Regions from separate parts of the Mus musculus genome. Here region 1 is linked to region 2. Evidence: chromatin loops called from intact Hi-C (ENCODE). Cell type or tissue: heart. All regions are shown on one strand. Links, peaks and the distances in the headings refer to the core of each region. The heading gives the core; the rest is flanking DNA. Region 1 holds the start of Pdlim3 (PDZ and LIM domain 3). Region 2 holds the start of Sorbs2os (sorbin and SH3 domain containing 2, opposite strand).

Region 1 (7,481 bases), core at 1,606-6,605, 68 kb before region 2:
GCCTTAAAGCAGGAGAACACAGGAGACAGACAGTTCAGCAGCCTGGAACCCTGATTTTGGATATGTATGCTCCTCCAGTGATATTGCGTTAGCCTAGTTTCTTTGCCTGTAGATTATACACACGCACCCCACTCCTAAAAGTGTATTTAACAACCTTAGAACCCTCTAGAAAACTGTGTTTTCTAGCAAATTCTTAGGAGAATTTTCTATTTACTATCTTACGTCTATGTGTAATGGATTATGCATACAATTAAAGCCAGCTGCATTGTGGGAACGACATGTGCAGCCATAAGATAAGCACATATCCTAATCTATCAATCAACATAGAGAACTACCTAAACCCTATGACCCTTGGTAACCGACCCCCTCCTCTCCTAAATCCTATAAAAAAAAGGCCCACCCCAGTGAACAGGGTACTTGAGTGGTCTCACTCATAAGGCTCCTTGGCAGCCTTGACAGTGTCTCCCTCTCTGAGCTGTACTCAGAATAAAGCAATCTTGCTACTCTTGCAAGTCTATGGGAGCCGTTATTTTCAATTCTTTGGATTTGAGGCCTAAGCTTCGGCAGCCTTGGCTCAGACCCTACAAGCAGTAGCTCTCCCACAAGCTCTGGCTGCAGCTCCATTGTCTCCTAAGGAGCAGGTGCTTACTATGTGCAAGCTCCTTGACTTAGCATGAGGTTATATCCCAAGCAACTGCAACCTCTTTATGCAGCTGGAGACACCTTAAATCAACCAACACTGAATATACCAAACCTGCAGAACGTCCTGTTGTAGAGCAGTGCAATACACTGTAGAGGCTCACGGTTGCTCTGCCGATTGGTTGGCACTAACCGTGGCCTTTTACCACTGTCCAGCATCAAGACAGAGTCACACACTGTCAGTGGCTAGCACAGGCAGAGACGGAAAACTCTTAAGTATGGTCTGACTTGAAGGTGTCACTTTCAAACCATTATAAAGTGGCAGTGTCATGAACCGAGGGCCCTGCACAGTCTGCATTGATACAGCACCAGACAGGCAGGGGTACATCCAATCTAGCTTGTAGGAGGACCAAAACAAATTTAGATGGCTTGAGAAAATGGATGGAACTTCTTATGACAGAAAGTATGGCATACTTCAGTTCTTTGTGTCCTTAACAAAACAGACAATTACCTTTTTTTGTGGGGTGAGTATTTTGAGAGCACAATCTACTTATTTATGACAATAAAGTTATGTAAAAGGTGAGCAACTTAGTCATTTGTATTATAGCTATATTTATTTTATAACATATGTGATATACCAGGTGCTGCTATGTATTAAACAGTTTCCGACATAAAAGGTTCCTGCCCTTGGGGAGCAAGTGATGGAGTCAGATATGCTTAAGTATCTTGGGTATAGACAAGATAATAAGAGAGGATAGGCAGAAAGCTATGTATGATTATGCAATAGATGAAGTGACCATCATTAGAGGATTAGAGGAGGGCTAGGTTTTCATGGGCAGAGTGGACCACGGGGTAGGGCTGGAGAGAAGAATTCTGGGAGAGAGTGGTGTGTATCAGAAGCACAGCCATGCCAACGAGATCATAAACAGCCCTGAGCTGTGGCATCACTGTCCTTGTATGGAGTGAGAAGAGGAACAGGAGACGCAGGGAAGAAAAGAAGTCAGAACAGAGAGTTAAACAGCCACGCAGAAGAGCCCACCTTCTGTTGTCTAGAAGCTAGTGATGTCACTGAAGGATGCTTAATGGGAAAAATGGACAGCCCACTGCACCTTTCAAAGGCGGATGGTAAGAATATGCAGGGTGACTTGGAGACTATAGGCAGGCTTCTGGGCAGGACGTTATGATATCTTGAATAAAGGCAGCAGCCCGAAGAACAGCGCCACTGACAAATTGCATGTCACTGGGGACAGTGAGGGACATTTTTCTCATGCGTAGACTGAAGTAATAGAATAATATTAAATTTACAAAATGGAATGACTGCCTAGCAGCAGCAGATACTTTTCACTAACACCTCTGAATTTTCACCCAGGTGACTTCTCATGTCTCTGTAATTATTATGAACGTAATATTCTTAATAAGAATCCACAAAGGCATAAAAGCCCAAGTTAAGTGGGCTTGCATTGATTTAACAAGAATCCCTGATATGTATGGCTTTGGGGACAGTCGGGGTGGAACAATTCGGTGGTATCTGTTCCCTAGAAGTTAAAACCATCGGAAAGGTGTATTTTAAATAAATAACATCTGGTTTATTATTGAATCAAGTGCCCACAGTTGTGACACACATTAGCTGAGTTAAAAATCCAAGACAGAATGGCTCTTCAAATAAAAATGTCATGACATCAAATACATGGTCTTTGTAGTCTGAATGCAGATGTAAGATTGCACTAAGATAAATCTTGCTTTAAGTGTCAATGATCCCAAGCTTCAAACATGTGATTCATTAGACAGATATGTTACAGAGTAATAGTAAGATAATTCCTTTATAAATTTTCTCCAAGGGTCTTTATGACATAATCCATTCTTTTGGATTTAATTTAAATATGATGTATTCTTTGTTAGCATTCAAGAGCTTCTGTTACTTAATATGAGCAAGTGGGACCTTATAAACTAGGCATATTTCTTAGAGACAGTGGAAACTGTTTTCTTTGGTAAATCTATAAAAGGAATGGCTTGGCCCACACCATGGAAGCATTTTCTGCTTAATTTACTTAAGAGCATTTCTGGGGGGATGTTTTAATGTCTCATATAAAAACACATGTCAGATGTGTTTACATGTTTTTTTGAAAAATGTAAAACAAAGCTTGAGATGAGCCGTTGTATGCAACCCTATGATACACGCTTTGGGCTTCTTCAAAAGCTTAGGGCGCCACAAATAATATTAATGTGTGTACAGTGCCCTATTCAAAACCTGTGATTGATCAGGTTATAAAGCATGTATTCATAAAATATAGCATGAGCAGAGAAGCATAAAATAAGAAAACCATAACACTTGGAACATAAAATGATAACATTTAAAAGTTTGTGCTTTCACGTTTCGAACGGCTTGCATGAGTAACTGAAAAGATTGCTTTCAAAAGTTGAGGAAGTTATCAACTAGATGCTTAACAATTACTCTAGAAATTTGCTGACAGAAAAGGAACCCTGGGTTTCATTTTTACACCCTCCTTCTTGTTGGGTTCTGCTTAAGATACCCTGGAATAAGGCAGTTTGGTTTTTTGCTACTACAGTCTTCCTTTTTAAAGTTATTAGACTGAGTGGTTGCTCTCTATCAGGTAAACTATAGCCCAGGTTTTCTTTGCAGTTTGAGTTATAGGTAATGCTTCGTCAGCCAAGTTCCAAGCTTTGGAAAAATATTTATCCAAAATGCCTGGAAACGGAGGAATACACATTAGTAATATTTTCCCTGTCTGGCTGATATGAGAGGTTCCGACTTGGCCAGTCCAAGCTGTGCCCTGAGAACAGTACCCTGCTGAAGTTCCCATCCAGGCAAGAAAACTGCTCAGATGCAAGTGTAGAGCCACCAAATAACCACTAGAGTGACACCTCTTTCTTGCTCTCCATATCTGATGTGTGTGTGTGTGTGTGTGTGTGGTGGGGAGCCAAAAGCACCCCTCAGCTATGGAGCCCTCCTCTGAGCCCAGCACTGTCAGTTGACCTTTCTGGCTAATGTGGCTGGGGACCAAGGAAAAGGGATGCAGAGTTTGTGAGCTGCCTTGATTAAATCTCAGAACTGCTTTGCATCCTCCAGCTTGTTGCTGAAGTCTAACTGGGAGCCAGAAGCTCAGGCCCCCGCCAGTGCACCATCCTGCCTCCCTCCCTGGGTCTCTTGGTTTCTCTCTTTAACTCCAGGGCTACTCTCGGATGCCAGGTGACCTGTAGCACAAAATCAGAATGGAAAACACCTACCCTGGTGATGACCAAAGGCTGATTGAAGTCTATGCCCCCAGAGAGTCTGAAGCCCCAGGGCGCAGGACCCGGGAGAACTACGTTCTGGGGCATGGTGCCTTCCCTCGAGTGGGTCCAGCGACGGTGGCTCTGCAAAGCGCTTGTCTCGGAACCGGACAACCTACTTAGCTCCTGGGGCTGCGACCTAACTGGGAATGCTGTCCCGGAGATTTATCCCTGCTGCGAGTGACGTCACTGGCCTCCCCTCTTCCCCGCCCCCTCCCACCAAGGAGAGCTCCAACTTTGGAAGTGAGAGACAGCGCCTGGTCAGAGGCGCTCCCAGCTGGGTGCAGTCGCCCAGACCTCTCCCCGCCCAAGGAGGCTTCGGGTTACAGCTTCCATCATTCCATTAAGTAACACCTGTCCTCCTGTTTATCGTCTACTTGCTCAGCGGTGCACTTTACTGGGAAGTTAAAAGCAATCACACCGCAGCCTCTATGCTTTCAATTAAAATAAAACCCAAGCACAACCAGGCACTTAGGAATTTAGCAGTTTTGTGCACGCGTTGATGTTCTCTCTTAGTATCTAGCTTTGGTCAAGTTAAAGTCTTCATTTCTTTCGGCTGTAAAAACAGGAGTAATTATTGTACTTGTAGGAGTATTGGAAGGATTTGGTGGCAATAAAATGAAATGTTTCTGTGCAGCGCCCCGCACAGCATAAAAAACAAAAAAAGTCGAGTATTTCTATAATTAAAATATATGTTCCCACGCAGATTGTGCTTGTCTTTGTGATACAGAAATGACTTTGTTATCTGTGAAGTTTACGCTCGGAATCACCCCCTCTTTTGCCCTGCTTACCCCTCAATATCTCACCGCGTGCTAAGTACGTTTCGTTTTAAGTTTGGGCTACATTCACAACTATCCCAGCCGCAGGCGGCAGCACACTGCTTAGACTCTGCATGTTGGACACGGCTGTTTAATACATGGAGGCAAGAGTCAGGACGCCTCTCTGGATGCTGCAGCCAAAATGAAGGTGTCTGTGGGAGTGGGAGTAAAGGGGACCCAGAGCAGAGCACTTGCAATAGAGCATTCTGTTCCGATGTACTGGGAGAAAAGAAAAAAGTGATTTAAGAACCCGTAAATGGAAGGAATCCGTCTGGGAAAGTGGAAACGGCAGAAGGTCACCAAGGAGATTTGTTGGTCACCTCTGTGGTCCAGGTGTGGTAATGATTGCTTTACCTGTGTCTTTGTGCCTTTGTTTTGGCTGGTGTCATTTCTCAGGCTGGCGAATAGCTTCTCTGAATTGGAAGAGCTCACATCAAATCCTATAGCTAACAAATGGTAGAAGTAAAATAAACAATCCAGGTTAGCTCAACTCGAGGGTCTGCTTGGACCAGGAGGAGAGGTGTGTGTGTGTGTGTGTGGGGGGGGGGGGTCTGGGTAGCATCCTGGTTTAGATGTAGTGTAGAATCAAGTGTATCTGGTGCTATGGGTTAGGATGCTCTGATTCTTAAGAAGAGAGGCAAGGATGGGGAAAGAGAAGTGTGAATTGCCTAAAACCCGAGAGAAGGGTCTTGGACTTAACGAGCAAGCACAGGGTCATCCTGGCCCAGGAGAGCAGAGCACTTGCAATAGAGCGTTCTGTTTGGACGGTGCTTGGAGCAAAGATAACAGATCCAGGAACCTGTAAATGGAACAAAACAGTCTGGGAAAGCTCAGGGCAGGAATGTCACCAGCCCACCCAGAGCCAGGGATGGCACCACTCCACCCACTGTGCTGGGCTGCCTGGGTCTCAGGGGATAGAAAGGCCAATTTTCTAGATCCAGGTATTTTCCAGTGTCCTACTTTGTTGAATTATCAGTAAAATAAACATAACATGTTCTGTTGATTTTGTCTACTGTGAATAGGTGTATGATTATAGACCACGTTTCCTCTGTCAGTCACTGGCTAGGTTGTTGTACACCCCCACCCTGCCCCACACCTCTGTGTGCACCCACATATACACGCATGCACAGCTACACACACACAGATGTCTGCACACACAAATAACTGTTGCAAAAATAATGAGATGTTGTATAACTGTCATCACCAATTATTTAAACCTATCTCATGATTTGGCTAATAGGTCCGGTTGCCCCCCCCTCACTCTCTTTCTCTCTCCGTATATATATAATCATTGCACCAAATATTTGGTGCCATTAGATCAGAGCTTCTTCAACTTTTTCCATTAATGACTCATTTTTATTCAGGAAATTTGATATGAACCTGAATATACATACATACATACATACATACATACATACATACATGCATACAAACACACATACATATTCCATACATACATATATAGTGGGGGTTGGTTCTAATATTGTTTGTGTTAATTCAGCTCCCCAAATCACACAGGAACCTTCACATCTGTGCTGAGGGTCCCTGCCCACAGTTGGCTCTGACTGGGAAGTACCATTGCCAGTGGCCAGTGGCTGGGCAGGGAGACAGAGGCAGGACTTTTAGGATTCATGGGCAAGAAACACAAGGATTCCACCATGACAAGGGCATAGGAGACAGACCACACAGGGAAGGTGCAGGAGGGAGAGACAGCAGGAATGTAGGTGCAAAGGGGAGAGCAGCCCCAGAGGGCTGCCCTGTAGGGTCCAGGGCAGCAAAGATAAAATACAGATTTAGTAAGTATTTACTCAGGAATATCGGAGGGGAGTGTGTTAGCCACGTGGAGGTTCAGGAGTGGCCAAGCTACTGAGATAGTTAAGGCATATTAAAATATAGAGGTTGCATTTGTGTCTTTTCATTCACGAATCCAAAATATTTGGGTGGGTGTAGAGGAGGCCTACAAACCTGCTGGGAGCATAGAGCAAATTTGATAATTATCGGTTCACATATATACATATAGCATATATACACACATATGTAATATAAAGTAAGTTGTAAGCCAAAAATTGTTACTAATAAATCATAAAGAAATCTACTTTAAAAATCTTCAGTATGCATATATTCTTGTAGCAAAGCAAGTTTATACAAATGAGATGGGCATGCTTGTTTATTTTTACATACATTTAAATCCTGCCTGAATATTTGGTACTGACAAATGCAGGCTATCTTTTTTTTGAAATATTTATTTATTAATAAGTACATTGTAGCTGACTTCAGACCTACCAGAAGAGGAAATCAGATCTCATTACCGGTAGTTGTAGTTGCTGGGATTTGAACTTAGGACCTTCAGAAGAGCAGTCAGTGCTCTAACCCACTGAGCCATCTCACCAGCCCCAGACTATCTATTTTTCAGAGTTGAACACTATTTATAATTGTGAAGGCTTAGAACTTCACTACCCATGAATATGTAGGATTGAATGATACAAACATGTTTAGGGCCATGTCAGAAAGTTTTGAAAATTCCGTGCTAATTTCAAGCCAAAGAACTATTTAGTAATTTTCTATCATTTGAGTCTGTGACTTAAACCACAATTTTCAAGTCGAATATCCTAAGACCTGGTTGCATGGTCTCATTCATTTTCAATCCCCCTTTTCTCCCTGGGAAAGGGAACAGCAGAGCCCTGTTTTATAGAGACAATAAGACGATGATAGAAAAACATTACAAGCATTTGT
Region 2 (7,481 bases), core at 1,174-6,173:
TTTTCTCCACCTGTGGGCTCTGTGATTTTAGAACAGCCACATGCCACAGCTGCATACACACAACAAAGTTCAACAGAACACAATTTTCATACATCTGGAAAGCTGTTTAATAGAGCATGCTAACAAAATGCGGTCACCCTAGACATCTATTTTGTAACAAGAATGTTACAAACGGGGTGTAGTGTTGTGCCTCAATCCTCTCATTGTTGGCACACTTAAAAGAACAGCAGAAACATTATTGAGAAGTGTTCTTAAAGTTTTGCAGTTAAGTGAAGTTTTTCAGTGACCCTTGCTTTTCACCTAGTCTGGTTGTGGTGGGGACTTCAGAAGAACACTTTTCCAGCCAGAGTGGGGGAGAGGCACTTTCAGAAAATAGTGGTGAGGTCCAAAAGGCGCCTTTTCAACCATGAAGAACCAAGACTTTTGGTGCAGAAAACACCAGTTCTGTACCAGGGCCTGCCCACAAAAAGTCATCTTTGGTCAGCATGGTTTTTTACTAGTGAGCAGAGCTTGGGCAGAGTGCTGAGGTGTACGGGGCAAGGCTGAGGACCATGGTGTGGCTTCTGGAGGTGTCCTTTTCACTCAGCACAGGCAGGGGTCCATAGGAAGCGAAGTGCCCTTTTGTCTCTATTTATCTGAGTCGCTACTGTAAACTGGGCCATAGAAAGACAAATGAAACTCTGAAAGACAATGGCTGGTACTTGCAGGTTGGTTTAATGTATGTGTCAGAAAGGAGAGGAGATTTGGGGGGAACATTTGAAAAGGCACATTCTTGCTGTGCATGGAGATTGTATCATACATTTGAACAGTAGTGAGTGCTTTAATACTGCTATTTTTTTTCAAAAGACATTTTAAAGCACATGTTATAATTTTGGAATTATACCTTAAGTATACTTTTGAAGTATTCAAAGGTGAAACAAAGTTGTGGTTACCAGTTACACAGCCAGCCAAGGAAAAGGCAGATTTCTAAATGTGTAGGAGTCAGTAGAACATTGTATGATTTCCTCCGTGTACAAATCATTTTCTGTTTTCTTCTATTACTTATTTATATTTTAATTGTATGTATATACTTGTTTTGCTCACATGTTTGTATTTGTACCACTTGAGTGCCTGGTACCCATGGAAGCTAGGAGAGGGTGTTGGACCCTCTGGAACTGGAGTGACAGATGGTTATGAGCCACCTTGTGGATGCTGGGAATTGAACCTAGGTCCTTTGGAAGAGCAGCCAGTTCTCGTAACCATTGAGTTATCCCACCAGCCCTTCTGTTTTCCCTTAAACCTTAGCATCTGATCTCATTGACAAAGCAGAACAATGTGATCTCTTGTACTGGAGACCCCATGTTTGCTATTTGATCCCCATCACTTGCAAAGTCCTACTATCCTCTGTATCTATGTGGTGCCTGTATTGCCCACCTTGTGGCTCGAGGTTAGCCTTTCATTTAGAAGATAAGAAGAATACTTACGGTTCTCCCCCACCTTGAATGTTTTCATGAGAGAACCCAGGACGCTGTGGCTGAAACGAAATGATTTTCAATGTCATCAATGTTTGAACTGGTATCATTAAAAAGGCAATTTGGGTAATAGCATGGTACTTTTTTTTCTTGACATTTAATATTTCCTGTTGTAAAAAACCAAGAGGAAGAAAAAAAAAGTCCACCAAATAAAGGGTTTCTGTATGCTTAGTAATTCAAGTATTTTGAAGGGTGCTTAAAGTCAAAATACCCGAGGTTCAAACTTTTGAGCACAATCTGGTCTCCTCAAGCTTTGGGGGAAGTTGACATTTAGTCTCATTGATTTTTCCAAGGTCAGGAATATGGCAAGAGCAAGAACAAAAACCACAGGAGCGGGGAGGCTGGACACCATTCAACCTCACTCTCCAGCGCTTTCTCAGACAAGCAGAGGGAAGTCACGCCCAGCCGGAACCACACTCGCTCCCAGCCTTTCCCTTCACGGAAGACATTGCCACGTACGGTACAGATGAAAAAGTCAAGAGCCAGACATCCCATGCTGGATGCGAATTTAAACTCTCCGCTCGCAACCGGGTGAGGGCCGGGTCAGGGAAGCACATGCAGTTTTCCAAAGGGAACACAGAGAACTTTAAGAAGAATGCAAACGGACAAGATCCAGGTAACATATAATGCTTTACCTTCGAAGAGAAATATTGGTAGGAATCCCCAGTGCACTGAACTCTCAAAAGAGTTTCCTTTCTTTTTAAACTAAGCATCAAGACCAGTATCTGTAATAGATACTTATAATATTGGAAATGACGAGCCTTAGCATCCTGTATAGCCACACAAATACTTCAGAGAATGCAATTGAACATGTTTGTTGAATATGGAAGCTCAGTGTATTTTACATCAACCACCCATATGCTATGTTTCAGGGAAAGAGATACATATGACCCATTCACATTTCAAATATTGTTCTGCTAAATGACAGCTACCTGCTAAGATAACAAACGCAGAGCCTAGAAGCTAATAATAATGCAATTAGTCACTAGGGCCACGTCTTCAGGTACCAGGACCAGTGCTTGGATACACATCATTACTATTGATCATCATAAACTAGACGGATTTACCCTGACACTGTCCATAGACACCTCTGGTCCAAGGGTGGGTAGAGAGCCCTGGGGTTGCAGTCAGTATGAGACTGTGAACAGACCCCTTTCGAAATTCAACCGTCATTTCCTAACCCACATCATTAACTTAGTGCAAATTAAGTTCACTGCTGTAAGCCTATTAATTGGGAACATTTTAAAGTAGTATTCCTGTAATTTTTTTCAATATCTATGATGGAATACATAAATTTAAAACTGAAGAATGGATAGGAATTCCCAGCCCCATAGATGCTTTACTCCTATAAAACAGTATTTAAATTTACAAACGATATTATTAAATATAAAATATCGAATGCATAAATGATATTATTTTCAAGGATAATGAAGACTAAGCTGTGTATGGTGGTGCATGCCTTTAATCTCAGCACTCTGGAGGCAGATCTCAGTGAGCTCAAGGCCGGCCTACAGGGCTACATAAGAGGGACCTTCCTCTAGACATTTTTGAGACTTTTAATTTAAGGAATCATTAATTAATGTAATACACAGAGAAACAAGTGCAAGTCACCCATAATGTACACATTACCCTTCCAGTTCTTTTCTAATTCCTTTTGAAGTTAACAACTGTATCAACCTGTTAGTAAGGAGATTTGGGGGTGATAGTCCGGTATTTAGTATTATCATTAGACTTTTACTTGCTCACAGCCTTTGATCCTCCAACCTCCCTAATTATTTAAGTACACTGTCTTTTTGACAGTTAGGAAAGCTGGGCTCTTTGTGTGGGGCTCACGTAATTCCTGGGTGTGTGCCAGCAATTTCCACCCTGTAATATGAAGGGTTTGCGCTATCTCATTCAATTGTGACTTTTGTGACATTTCAAAGAGTTTCTTGGATAGGAATCTTCCTCAGATGAATGGATAACTACTGATCTGTTTCTAAGGAAACTTGCCCATTCCGGCATTAGAGTTAATATAGTTTACGGGTCCTTGGCGAGGAGAGGGATTGTAGTGTTGACGGTCACTTATGGATGTGCATTTGTGTCTGTGTGGGGCACTGTCTGCTATCGACCTTGGTCATGCAGCTTAGATGCCTCAGCCTAAGATCAGGGAGACAAACAGGATAAGAAGCCTCTTCCCCCTGTGGAGCCCATAAAGGAATAGATAATTCACCTCATAGTTTTCTTTTGCCATATACAGATTCCTCTCCTTAATCTTACATGCTATACAGTGAAAACCCCAGAGGTAATAGTTCAACTTCACTGTGGGTGTTAGTTACACAGACGTACATCTAAAGACATTTTGCCCTTCATTAAATGACAAAAAGAGATGGAAGGACGATTTTGATTGGCCCTCTGTTGAATGACGTATTATGACGGACTAGATGGATTGATTTGGTTAAACTCAGCATCTGTGTTTTGGGTTTCCTGTGGGTTATTCAAGCAAAGTGCTTCCAAATACCATCTTTGCTACAGTTTGTGCACCCCATCGCCACCTAGTGGTGGTCAGTGGTAGTAACATGTAAAAGTTGCGCCTTTTGTTAACAGGGATTAAATCCCTTGGGCCTAGATTGATTTTTTTGAAAGGATGTTCTGAAGCCTACAAGATAATTGGAAGTAATAATGATCTGTTTTGCTGGCCACGCTCTTCCTTTTCTGCAGTCTCAATTCTTGAGAAGAAATGACTTGTTAGCCTGCACTGTTTAAGGTTGAGTTCTATTTTAACTGCTCAGGCATTTCTATCATGCATAGCATCTCAGTGTGCTGAGATCTTTATAGAGTGCTATATACTTATAATATTTGGAGAGGCTTATGCAAACTGTGAGCTTGAGAAAGCAGCTTTCAAGTTAAGAGGTTGCCATTACCATGTGAGACATTTTAAGCAAGAATTTAGCTATGGTTATATTCTCTTGATAAGGTTTTCGAGTTCAACAAAGATTTGAAAGCCCAATGATGCCTCACAGAGCCCTAAATATTTAATGTCTGTCTTCCCTCCTCAACGTTACCATGGGGATGAACTATATGAAAGCAATGGTTTCATCCAGAGATTTTCATAAGTACATATTACATCCTTTGAGTTTTCCTTTTTTAAAAATGATATAGAAATGGATACAAAAGAGGCAGGTTTTAAACACATGGTACTGTGCAAAGCCAGGATCAGTAATTAAGATTAATATAAAGGATCAAAGCCGGGTGTGGTGGCGCATGTCTTTAATCCCAGCACTTGGGAGGCAGAGGCAGGTGGATTTCTGAGTTTGAGGCCAGCCAGGTCTACAGAGTGAGTTCCAGGACAGCCAAGGCTACACAGAGAAACCCTGTCTCGAAAAACCAATATATATATGTATATATATATATGATCAGTTATAAAAATTTATGAAGCTTCTTTGAGGTTTATCCTATAATCTGGGATTAGCAGACAACATGCACTATTGCAGCTAGAAGTTTGAAAGCCAAGTATTTACTTATGCCTCCCTCAAGCCACCCCAGGAGGATCAGCGGTAGGTTAGATGATTCTCTAAAAGGTATGGATGCTACTTTAAAAACCATTGTGGACAAGGTCTCTGGAGCTCTTGGGTTCCCAAGACTTTCTTTCTCAGCAAATGCTAGCTGTAGTGTGTGTCAGCCAGAAATAGAGGGCTGTGACTCAGCTAACAAACAAAAATCACTTACTGGCCGGCCTCTTTTCTCTCTTAGATTAGGAACGTGGAACACATATTAAAATAAAGGAGAATCTTCTGGCCCTCAGACATTTAAGTAGTACACAAACTTATAAAATGGAAATATAGGCAAGGAAAAAAACCTCAGGGCGACTCAAAGCAAGGCATCTTACTAACCCATGGGAAATTATGAATGAGTTCTGTTAAGTTTTATAAAATTAACTTACTGTCTGTCTGTCTGTCTGTCTGTCTGTCTGTCTGTCTCTTATCGCCTCCTGTGAGTATTTGTGTTAGCTCTGGAAGGCTGTCAGTAGAGATTAATCTCTACAAACTGACACTCCCTCCTCCCCTATGGCAATACGAGTCTGCGTCAACAATGGAAGCAGATCTGACTCTGCAAAGCAAAAGGCACAGAATGCCTTACGTGTGAAACACGACTTGTACTTATGAAATAGAATGGGAACACTAAAAATTAAGCTCCAAGACCTTGAAATGCAGAGCTGTGTGGCAGGCCAGCCAAAGCTAAATCAGGGCCCATTAACTTAGATATGGTGAAAGGAACCCTGGAGTCTGCATAGATGAAAAACCCCACATTCCTTGGCTTCATTCCCCAGAACTCAGGGTGCCATTTAGAATCCGTCCAAGTTCTGCAGATGTTACAAAACTGCATAGTTGAAGGAGAAGCAACTGACCTCAAAGATAGAAGGGGATTGGGAATGCACAGATGCCCAGAGAGCAGTATCACAGGGAGCAACGTGGTGAAAAAGTAGCATGTGTCTCCTGAGCAATGGAATATTTTGAAATGGCTGACAGTTTAAAATAAATCCATAGAAACCAAAAGGCACTAAGAGTTAGCATCACCGGAAGCAGGTGAGCTTGGCATATGACTGGCCATAGCTTAGTTCTCTGTACTAAAAATAGTGACTGGAAACCAGCAATTGATTATGGAAGGAAAACAGATGTAGAAAACAATGCACGCTGTGCTCTTGTTTGAGTAGTTTAGTGTTTGAGGCGCGCCCTTTACACAAGAGGCGCGCCACAACAAGGCAGTGTACGGCCCATTCAGATCTGACTTCCTAGCTCCTCAACCACTGGTCACTTGATTTCCAGGGACTCCTCAGCCTCGCCTTACTGCACGATCACAGCAAAGTCACCTAAGGAGGAGCCAGGGTGGCCAGGATGGCTGCAGCAGGTAGGGGATGTCCGACCCTACCCTGTGGGAACCGCTGACAGGAGAGCCGCACGACCTCTTAGACATCACTGGGCTCCGAGGCGGCTTACCCAGGACAGATGTCTTGCCTTTTAAGTCAGCCTAGAAAAGCCATAAGAAGTGGGTTAGCTCTCGTCTTCATTCCGTGGCCTTTGGGAGGAACCTTCTTGGTTTCCGGTTTTCTGCACACACACAGCATGCCATGCTTAAATATTAGCTGAACAGGGGAGGGTGAACAGGCGTCTCGCAGCTTCTCTGTCTGCTCTGTACGGCTTGGCTTTCACCCTTCCGGGATCAGCAGCTTCTACGGTAGGGGGGACGCACAGTGAAGACACAGTTTGGAAAGCGAAGCTGGCAGGAGAAATGTAATTTGTGTGGCTAAGAGTATTACCTCCTTCCTAGGAGAAGGCTTCACAACTGCACAAAGCACTCTGCCATGTTTCTCTGCTTTTAACCAAATGGTGGGCAATAATAAACAAGGTGAGGCAAGAGAAACTTTGGCTGAATGCCTACCAAGCTTTATAAAAAGCGTTAGTAGTTTTAGACATAAATGTCCTAGCAATGCTCCTAAGAAGAAAATGACATTTTTGTAGGGAGGTGTGGGTAGAGTGAGAGGTAGAAAAATATAACCAAACATCGAGTATGGCCTGACCACGGCTTCTTTTGGCATTCTTTCAAAGAAAGGCCCTCACTATGGCAGTGAACAAGCAAGTCTTGACACGAATTTGCTTTTTTTTTTTTTTTTCTTTCTGTGGCAGGCAGCTGGAAATGCAGGATCTGGAATTTGACTAGAATTAAGAGAACATCAGTAAGACTAACGTTTAAGTTAAAGATTGTAGCTCTAGGTTAGGCTAAATTTCATGACCATGACAGGTTGTGGTCTCTAGTCTCTTGGGATGATACATTCTTGTCATGCATGTCCTAGAAGAGGATATTGGATGCTTGCTTATGGAAGAGGATATTGGATGCTCTCCACTATCCAGTCCTGGTTTTGTCTCCACTCAAGCACATGGTCACTGAGGGTAGACCACTGTTCCTAAGCTTCCTTGTTCCCTGCTGTGTGTG

The links. Hi-C counts contacts between places; a loop is a spot of excess contacts. Peaks named below come from ENCODE experiments on the same cell type or tissue, not always from the same donor. Only the 100,000 strongest peaks of a DNase experiment are listed, where the experiment ranks them.
Region 1: a loop joins it to region 2, with 4 times the contacts of the local background. A loop is called at or near these places in 6 of 42 quality-filtered maps.

What each region holds. Positions count from the first base shown.
Region 1 is chr8:45,882,077-45,889,557 of GRCm38, reverse strand. It overlaps Pdlim3 (PDZ and LIM domain 3), which reads right to left and starts at 4,071. Exons shown (of 8, transcript NM_001374652.2): 1 at 3,886-4,071. The coding sequence starts at 3,978. In heart, for the core only: CTCF peaks have their summits at 3,502 and 4,776; DNase peaks (open chromatin) are centred at 4,127 and 4,837; H3K4me3 peaks cover 3,479 bases; H3K27ac peaks cover 2,600 bases.
Region 2 is chr8:45,813,751-45,821,231 of GRCm38, reverse strand. It overlaps Sorbs2 (sorbin and SH3 domain containing 2), which reads right to left. Exons shown (of 24, transcript NM_001205219.1): 22 at 1,464-1,513. It overlaps Sorbs2os (sorbin and SH3 domain containing 2, opposite strand), which reads left to right and starts at 1,935. Exons shown (of 6, transcript NR_045739.1): 1 at 1,935-2,127. In heart, for the core only: a CTCF peak has its summit at 4,056 (motif pointing left); no DNase peak of the experiment used is centred there.